2 separate regions of the Mus musculus genome follow, and region 1 is linked to region 2. A link is a contact called in ENCODE Hi-C or POLR2A ChIA-PET data. All regions are on one chromosome and are shown on one strand. The core of a region is the stretch at or near the end of the contact, and the rest is flanking DNA. Distances in the headings are between cores, read along the strand shown.

Region 1 (4,622 bases), core at 566-3,065, 38 kb before region 2:
TGGGCCTCCCTTCTCAGGGCAGTGGCGCACGGTATTTTGAAGGGGATTCCTTAGAGTGCAAAGGGCAGCCAGGCAGGGTTAATTTTAACAGACATCAGGATCTAACTTTCAGATTAGAGGGAGGAGGGGCTTGAGGGAACCAACCCCCTCAAAATCTTATGCTACTAAACGTAGGGGGCAAAGGAGGAGGGGAGGCTCCTCCTGCCCCGTGCAGAACAGGACAGACTGGCTGCTCACCATGGCAGCCCTGTTCATCATCTCAGCTCCCCGTGGTCAGTGAATGTGACCAGTGAGAGAGCTGGGGAGATGCAGTGAGTTTCAGGGTGGCCACATCTGCGACTGGGAAAGGCAGAAGAAGATGTGTGTTTCAGATCCACACCCCAGCCTCCCTCCCCCTCCTGCCACCGCCAGCCCCCAGCAGGGATGTGGTGAGACCTCAGGGTCCTTACTTGGTTCACTTGGAAGTAACTGCCATCGTCTTCAATGTGGATCTTGGCTATGCCACTTCCTGGCTTCTTAGCCACCTTTACAGGCTTGATGCAATTCTACACCAGGAAAGACCCCACACCAGGCTCTATTAGGAGAAAGCAACTTGGACGGGGGGTGGGGAGGGTGGGGAGTGGGGTGGGGGGCTGGGTATGGAGGGCCTCAGGGATGGTTGGCTACCGGCCATAGAGTGAAGCTCACCACCGAGGCCAATTCTACCACCTTCCTGCCACTGAAGCCATGCTGAGCTCTGGTTGCCCACCCTTCTCTGTACAAGGTGAGGAGAATGCCATCAAGGCCACTCTTTCTCCAGAATCACCATGAAATCTGCTACAAACTCTATATGCAAGCTAATGCAAGAAGCCCTGACTAGCCTGCCCTTCCTACGTGCACATAGCAGCACACCCCCGGAGATCAGAGTGTCAGAGGCCTGGCCAGACAGGAAGGCTTTCCTTGGAAACATCTAGAGGTCACCTCCATCCCACGACCACAGATGAAACTCCATGTCTCTCCCCTTCTCTTGGACATCTCCTGTTATCGCTTCCTGAACCTTGGTGGCTTTCCAGAAAAGGGCCAGTCTCGGGTAAGATGGCCCAGTTCATCCTGTCCGTGTGGCAGCTCAGCCCGTCTTTTATGGGTCATGGGACTTGGCTAGCTCTGGAGACAAAGGAAGACCCAGCAAGGGCAGCAGCTCCTGTTTTCAGGGCGGTCTGTCTGTATCCCTCTCTCTTCCTCGAGGCAACGTCAGGAACATTAGCTGTGGCTGTGGCCCAAGTGGACATCAAACCTGTCCCTTCAACATGGTCCCTGTCCACAGAGATGACAACTGGCTCTGAGAGAGGAGTGGGAAGGGATATCTCACAGGTGTGTGGAGGCTAACTCAGCCCCACCATGTCTCTGCATCACCAGCTGGGTGACACTACTACAACAGTAACTTAAGATCACATAACAACAAGTCCCCCCACCTTTTTTTTTTAAACACTAAACCTGCCTGTCACCACTAAACACTCCCATGGTCCCAGGGATCGCTCCGGGCCCAGTAACCGCGTTGTCTGGCCCTCCCTGGCCTCAGTTGTCTGTGTTTGTGAAAAGGGAACTAGACTGACTGAGGCCCTGGGTCCTGGGCCCTGGGAAAAGACACAGACGAGAGAGGTTTCCCGAGGTGCACGGCCAGGCTCGGACCCTCCTCCTGCCCGACTCGCCCTTGGCCGGCCCACCTGAGATGGCCCGATGAAGTCGTCCAAGTCGGTCAGCTGTAGTGCCCCACTGAAGGGCGACGCCATGACAGCCTCACTGCCGCCGAGTGTCACACGGGGGTGTCGCAAAATGACACCAAAATGACATGCAGTTCCGCCACTCTGCCGGAAAACGCAAATTCCAGCGCATGCTCATTTCTCTCCGTCAACAAGCTTTGAAAAGCGTGCGCGCCCTCTGCCGGCGGCCTTGAGCGCTCGGCCCAGCGGACTCAAGCTGCAAGTTCCACAGCACAGCGTTCGGTCTCCCTTGCGTCCCTTGGTTGTGGTGTAGCAGGGTAGCAAAGACAAATAACGCAAAGAATGTAACTAGAGACTCAGAGTCTCTCCCGCTTCCCGTAGGGGTCGGAATCCGGATTTCATTCATCACCTTGACCTAGCAATACTCAAGGAAGGTTCCAGATGCAGTGGGCAGGAGAACACAAAATTAACTTTGATTCACTGGAATGCCTTGGAATGGGCTTACCAAAAAATGAGATAGACAAGTGCTGTTGAGATGTTAAGACTGGAGTGTGGGAGAACATTTACAGAAGCAGGTTCTTGGACTGGACCAGGGCCAAAGGACAGTTTCTGTTTGCCAGGAGGATTCTTGTTTTAAATTGGATATTTTCTTTATTTACATTTCAAATGTTATCCCCTTTCCCAGTTTCCCTCCCTCCCTCCTGGAAACACCCTATCACATCCTCCCTTCCCCTGCTTCTGTGAGGGTGTTACTCCACCCACCCACCCTCTCTCCCCTCCCCTCCCTCAAAGTCCCCTACACTGGGGCATCTATCAAGCCTTCATAGGACCAAAGACCTCTCCTCCCATTGATGCATGACAAAGCCATCCTCTGCTACATATGCAGCTGGAGCCATGTGTACTCCTTTGTTGATGGTTTAGTCCCTGGGAGTTCTGGGGGGTCTGGTTGGTTGATATTGTTGTTCTTCCTAAGGGGTTTCAAACCCCTTCAGCTTCTCCAGTCCTTTCTTTAATTATTGAGGACCCCGTGCTCAGTCCAACAGTTGGCTGCCTAGCATCTGCCTCTGTATTTGTAAGCCTCTGGCAGGGCCTCAGGAGACAGCCATATCAGGCTCCTTTCAGCATGCACTTCTTGGCATCCACAATAGTGTCTGGGTTTGGTAACTGTATACAGGGTTGCTGGGAGGATTCTAATGCTGGAAGGAGGGTGATACATAGATCCCTGGAAATTCAAACTCACCACCACCACCACCAAACCCAAGTCTATTAGAACAAACCCAGTGGACGGCTGGCAGATGTGAGGCATATCCAAGGCCCAATAAGAGAGACAGAGCAGAATGGCCTGGAACAGTAGAAAGAATGAAGTCCTGGTGTAATGTAGGTGATCCCTGAAGACATTACAATCAGTGGATTTCATGAAGCCAGTCACAAAAGGCCACACGTGTGACACCATTCAGCAAAAATGTCCAGGACAGGCAAACCTGCAGATGGAAAGCTGACCTCAGGTGTGGAGAAGGTTTCTGATCAGGGTGGTTAGAAAAGTCTTTAGAATAGATGCTGCACACGTGAATGTCATTTTTCTTTTAAACAGAATAGGGTTTCTCTGTGTAGCCCTGACTGTCCTGGAACTCGCTTGGTGGACTAGGATGGCCTAGAACTCACAGAGATCCATTTGCCTCTGCCTCTGGAATGCTGGGATTAAAGGTGTGTGCCACCATGCCTGGCTTTGTAACATCATTAATGTCACCAAAATGTCTACTAGAAATGGTAACAATCAGGCTGAGACGAGAGTTTGTTTGTTTGTTTGTTTGTTTCTTTGTTTTCAAGACAGAGTTTCTCTGTGTATCCCTGGCTGTCCTGGAACTCACTTTGTAGACCAGGCTGGCCTCGAACTCAGAAATCTGCCTGCCTCTGCCTCCCAAGTGCTGGGATTAAAGGCATTCGATACCACACCCAGCTGAGATGAGAGTTGATGTAGTGTTTGCTGTGCAGACATGAGGAATGAGTTGAGTGTGACTTGTAACATTAATGTAAAAGCTGAACACAGTGACATGTGCTGCCTGTAATCCCACTGAGAGGGTAGAGACAGGGAGAGCCCTGGGGCCCATGGCCAGCCACTAGCCAGCCAAGCCTGCTAACCTGAGTTCAATCCCAGGCCCTGTATAATGGAAATAGAAAACTGACTCTCTGGCCTCCACAGGTACAACATAGCACAAATGTACCCATACACATGTATGTGCACACACAAATGCATGCGATTTTACAAGAGAAAAAAACTGATGTACTAAAATCCTATACTCAGTTTTTGTTGGTTTTAGACACACCAGAAGAGGGCATTGGATCTTACAGATGGTTGTGAGCCACCATATGGTTGCTGGGATTCAAACTCAGGACCTCTAGACTCTGAAGAGCAGTTAGTGCTCTTAACCACTGAGCCATCTCTCCAGCCCTATTGTTTTGTTTTGTTTTCACTGAACAGCCCAGCCTGGATTCAAATCCTTTTGTTTGGTTGGTTTTAGTTTTTGGTTTTTCTTTGTTTCTTTTTGTTGTTGTTGTTGTTTGGTTGGTTGGTTGGTTTTTCAAGACAGAATTTCTCTGTGTAGCCCTGGTTGTCCTGGAACTCACTCTGTAGTCAAGGCTGGTCTCTCGAACTCAGAAATCCGCCTGCCTCTGCCTCTTAAGTGCTGGGATTAAAGGCGTGTGCCACCACTGCCGGGCTGGTTTTTGGTTTTTAAGACAGGGTCTTTGTGTATGGCCTTGGCTATCTTGAAATTCATTCTGTAGACCAGGCTGACCTCAAACTCACAGAGAACTGCCTGCCTCTGCCTCCATGTGCACTGTTACCACCACCACAATCCAGCCTTGGCTTCAAATTCTTTATCCTCCTACTTAGTTTATGAACACTGGGATTACAGGAGAATG
Region 2 (4,220 bases), core at 738-3,237:
GCCTTATGTACAGACCCTGGACATAGCCCCTCCTCCTGGGACCATCAACAGACCTTCTCAGGACCACTTCTCTTCATGCCCTGTTTTAGAAAACAATTTGCCCAGTTTGGGTTTCGCTCACCTGACCCATGTGTTGGCTTCACTTGCATTCAGTCCTCCCTTGGGCAAGCCTTTAGCCTGAGGACCCGAGCAGTGGGCGGTGAGGGACAGGAGGAGGGCGAGACCAGGACTTGCCAGGGCACCTGCAACAGAGCGTTGGTGAGCCCACGAGAAGGAGTTCCCTGTGACCACTTCAACCACAGCTCCTCTTAGAATGGATGACCTGGAGGGGGCTGGCAGAGCCTTATCAGTTTCTGTGTACATAGCCTGGGCCAGCATGTGGTATGTCTGCTGGAACACACAGTATCTGCAAGTATGTGTATGTTTTCTGTACATGCGTACATGTGTGTAAGTGCCTCCTTGATTGTTGTTCTGTGTGCTTATAGTGTGAACACTGAGACCCCAAAACTCAGAGACAGAGGGTTGGCTCCATATTCTTCTAAGCCCCTCATTTCTGTAGTGGGACATAAAAGGGTCTCCCAGCCCAGGAGGAAGGGGTTTGTTTCCAGCGACACAGAGCAGACTCTTAGCAAAATCTCTTATGCCGCAGCAACAGGGCCTATGGAAGAAGGCCATGCTCTGATGTCCTTTGTGGGCCATTGTCTCTGTCTCGCTGTCTCCTTGGAGCCTGGCCTGGTTTATGCAGGAACTACCAAAGAGGGCTTGGTCTATGTCTTTCTGCCTAGACTGGTGGTGGCCCCTTCCACAGCCCTGTCTTGTCCACACTAGGACCCCCTAGGCCTGTGCTGGTGGGGCTGTGGTTCCAATGTTCCTTTGTACCACACTAGCTGTCCTGTGTCCCAGGGAGCTCAGCCTCCTCCCTTCCTTCCCTTGCAGCGGGTCCCCAGATCCAGCTTCATGTGGATGGGACGGCCAGAGCGTCAATATCCGCCTCTGCAGCAATATGACCCATAGCTACCCAAGGGCCCAAGGTATCCCCTTCTGTGCAGAAGTTTTTTCTCACCCACTCTGGAACCCATAGCTGACGGTCGGAGAGTTCTGCTCATCCTGGCTGAAATGTCTCAAAGCAGGGAAGCCCGAAGGCTGTGGGTTGTAGGTCCAGGACTAGCTGGATAATAGGCAGGGAGCGACTCAGGTTAGTTCCATGGGAGATGGAAAGGGAGAGAGAAATAGAAAGAGAGCCAGTATTAACATCTCGAAGGGTACCTGATCCTGCCTGGAGAGGAAAACAGCCCCGCAAACAAACGTCACAACACCAGGGAGTGGCAGGGGAGGAAAGCTAGAGAACCTGGTCTTTCTTATCACAGGTTGGGCCCCGGGGACCCATGAGTGCCTTGTATCCAATTAGCAAATCTCACAAACAGTGAATCTCCCAAGCAGTGGGGGAGAAGTGCCCCCATGCCTGGTGGCCCAAACCCTCAGAGACCTCTGAGCTCTGAGTTCTAGAAGACGAGCCGGGGTCAGCTTGAGCTGTCGGGGTGCCTTGTGCCAGGGACTTTCCCTCCCACAAGGTGTACAGCCTGATGACTTTTGGGTCCCTACGACCTTCTGACTCTATGAGGCCCAAGAGGTACACAGGAAGGCTACTACCCTGCGTAGGGAGCAAAACACGCTCAGATGCTTAGGAGTCTGCAACACTGTGGTCTAGTTGGTGTCAGGTCTTACCTGAGCAGGAATATGGAGTCTGGTAGTGAAGGTTCTGTCCAGAGCAGGGAAGATGCTACTTCTGACCAGATGGCCACATGATATAGTAGATCAGGTGTTCCGGATGCCAGCGGTCCAGGCTCAGATTCTGTCGATCCTTGCAGCTGAGTCCCAGAATGCAGGGCTGGTGTGGGTAAAGCTGTCACGGTTCATGATCATCTGTAAGCCTGGCCCAGGAAGCAGCCCGGGATGGCTCTGCCTAGTCAATCTACTGTGGCTGTGACACCTGCCAGGCAGGCCTGTGGGAAGGAGACTAGACTGTGCCAGGTAATGCTTGTATCAACCCCTTGGGCCCAGGCATAGCACGCACCTGCTCTTCAGCCCCAGGAGAAACTCAGGCTGAGCTTGGGCTGAGCTCAGGGTTGGCAGGCACCCAGCACACACCCTCCCCTGGAGGCCCAGCTTCATTCAGGGTGTGACAAGGGGCAGCCTGAATTCAAGTATGTCTCATCTTTGAGCACATAGGTGTATCTGAACACTGTGGATCCCCAGAGCTTACACATGCAAGCTGTTCCCACACTGGACATTAGGCACACACAGACAAGTATGGTAGGTGGGCATCGCCATCCTCTGGGTGCTAAAACCCAGTGCTACGCCGAAATGTGGGCTGGGAAGCAGAGTGAGTATGCAGAGAGGTATACATTGGACATCTATTCCAGCTGATGACTTCACTCAGGGCCTAAAAGCTGCTGCCAAAACCTCAGGGCACTATCATCAGCACCAGGGCCAAGATGACGGCTCCACCAGGCAAGCCTCTGAGAGGGTGAGGTAAGAGGAAGGCATGCACGGGGGCTTCCAGCCTACCCGCTGGAGTGTATCCTGAGATGCAGCCTCTGGGCTGAAGCAGATGGGTCCTGAGTGTCCCAGGCTGGTTTCTGACTCATAGCCCTGACCTACTTGAAGCTCTTACTTCAGAAGGGGCCGTGGAGAGAAGGAAGGCTCCAGGGCCTTGAACCCCTGAAGTGTTGGTCTGAAGCCACACAATCACCGTCTGCACCCAAAGGTAAGCATCAAGTCTGCCTTGTAGCCCCGTGCGAGGCTGGGAGCTGTAGCAGATCACCGTCCCCCCAGGAGTCCCAGAGTCCTGCATGGTGGGTGCCCCATTAGGTTTGAGTTAGATGGCTTGGCTGTTTCTGAGTCTTCCTCAGAATGAGTCTTGCAGGGCTCCTGGGCTTCCGTCTGGACTAGTGTGACTGACAGAGCGGTCCCCAGCAGCTACATTCGGCACTAGTGAGAGGCACTCACTTTAGGGGCCTCCATTCTGGGAGGCAGACAGACAGACAGACAGGCCAAGTTGGAGGGAAGGTGGAGCAGGAGGCCAGGGCAAGGTCCTGGGGACACTTTTGGAAAAGTGTTCTAAATATAGTGGATAGGCTGACCCTGAGCCCCAGTATTAACCTGGGGTCAAGGGCCCACTGCCAATGGAGCCTGACTCCATTGCTGACCTTGGTTTTGGCTAAGGAATTGTTTTGTGTTTGTATTCATTTGTGGTCCTGGTATCGAACCTAGGACGTTGAGCATGCTAGTCAAGTACTCCACCACTAACTTACATCTCCTGCTTTGGCTTAAAAGGCTGCTCTGGACACGGAGCTGGCTCCTGGGAGGAGGTGTCATGTGGTGGGGTCTCCACCTACCTCCAGGTCCCAGGTGGGCTGGAGGAGAGTTTCTACATTCTAGCTTAGGCAGAGGTCAGATACTTGGCTGCCCAGTGTGGGCTTGACCTCTAGGGCAGCCCTAGGCCCAGGATCAACAAATGATCATAGCTGTAGAGTCATAGCTGATATGGCCACATCCCATCCCTCTCTTCTGTTGTGGCTAACTGAACCCTCCCACAGCCTTGCGCTAGTTCAAATCCTGACTTTCCAGATGAGTATAGGGGGGCCCAGAGAGGCTGAGTGAGTGGCTCTAGGGCACACAGTAAGTGCCATTGCCAGAGAGCCCTGAGCAAGGCCTTCCGCACACTGCCCCTGCTTAGCTTGACCTTGTCTGAAGTGCTGGCCAGGTTAGCCTTGTCTTAGATGGCCCCTCCTCCAAGGAGCCGTGTATAATTAATTAATCTATATCCTTCCAACCTTGCCTGCCTCATAGCCACAGATGAGGGCGAATGTGCAAGCTGGGTCCCCCACTGGGACTCTGGAGCCTCAGCAGGTGACATCCCACCTGGCATGGGAGCAGGTGCTAATCAAGTAGGTACAGGGGCCCAGGAGACCATGAGGACTGGCTGGGATTTTCTAGGCAGACATAGTTTTTGGAGTGTTTTCTGGAGCAGGGCCCAGGCCTTCTGCTCCAACTTTCCTCCAACTTGGTCTGTCTGCCTGCCTTCCATCTATCTCACTTCTCCGTGGCCTCAACTTTCCACTCTGTACTTGGCTACTGGGATAGTTCAGAGACCTCTCCTACCCCTCACACTGACCACTGGTGTTCTCCCCCGAGGGCAGGCTATAGCTGGTATACTG

The links. Hi-C counts contacts between places; a loop is a spot of excess contacts on that map. ChIA-PET counts read pairs that join two places held with the same protein, here RNA polymerase II (POLR2A).
Region 1: a map of heart shows a loop between it and region 2 (4-fold over the local background). The contact joins the promoter of Ciao3 here to the promoter of Mslnl in region 2. A Hi-C loop is called at or near these places in 8 of 37 maps with a recorded cell type or tissue (Patski, T-helper 2 cell, adrenal gland and 3 more). POLR2A ChIA-PET finds 5 or more read pairs at or near these places in 4 of 5 experiments (Patski and embryonic stem cell).

The regions. Positions count from the first base shown.
Region 1 is chr17:25,770,969-25,775,590 of GRCm38, reverse strand. Ciao3 (cytosolic iron-sulfur assembly component 3) reads right to left here and starts at 1,815. Exons shown (of 11, transcript NM_026238.4): 1 at 1,704-1,815; 2 at 450-545. The coding sequence starts at 1,769. Gm41550 (a long non-coding RNA gene) reads right to left here. Exons shown (of 3, transcript XR_876684.1): 3 at 3,047-3,181.
Region 2 is chr17:25,733,807-25,738,026 of GRCm38, reverse strand. Mslnl (mesothelin-like) reads right to left here and starts at 1,987. Exons shown (of 16, transcript NM_177822.3): 1 at 1,726-1,987; 2 at 1,064-1,164; 3 at 122-242. The coding sequence starts at 1,106.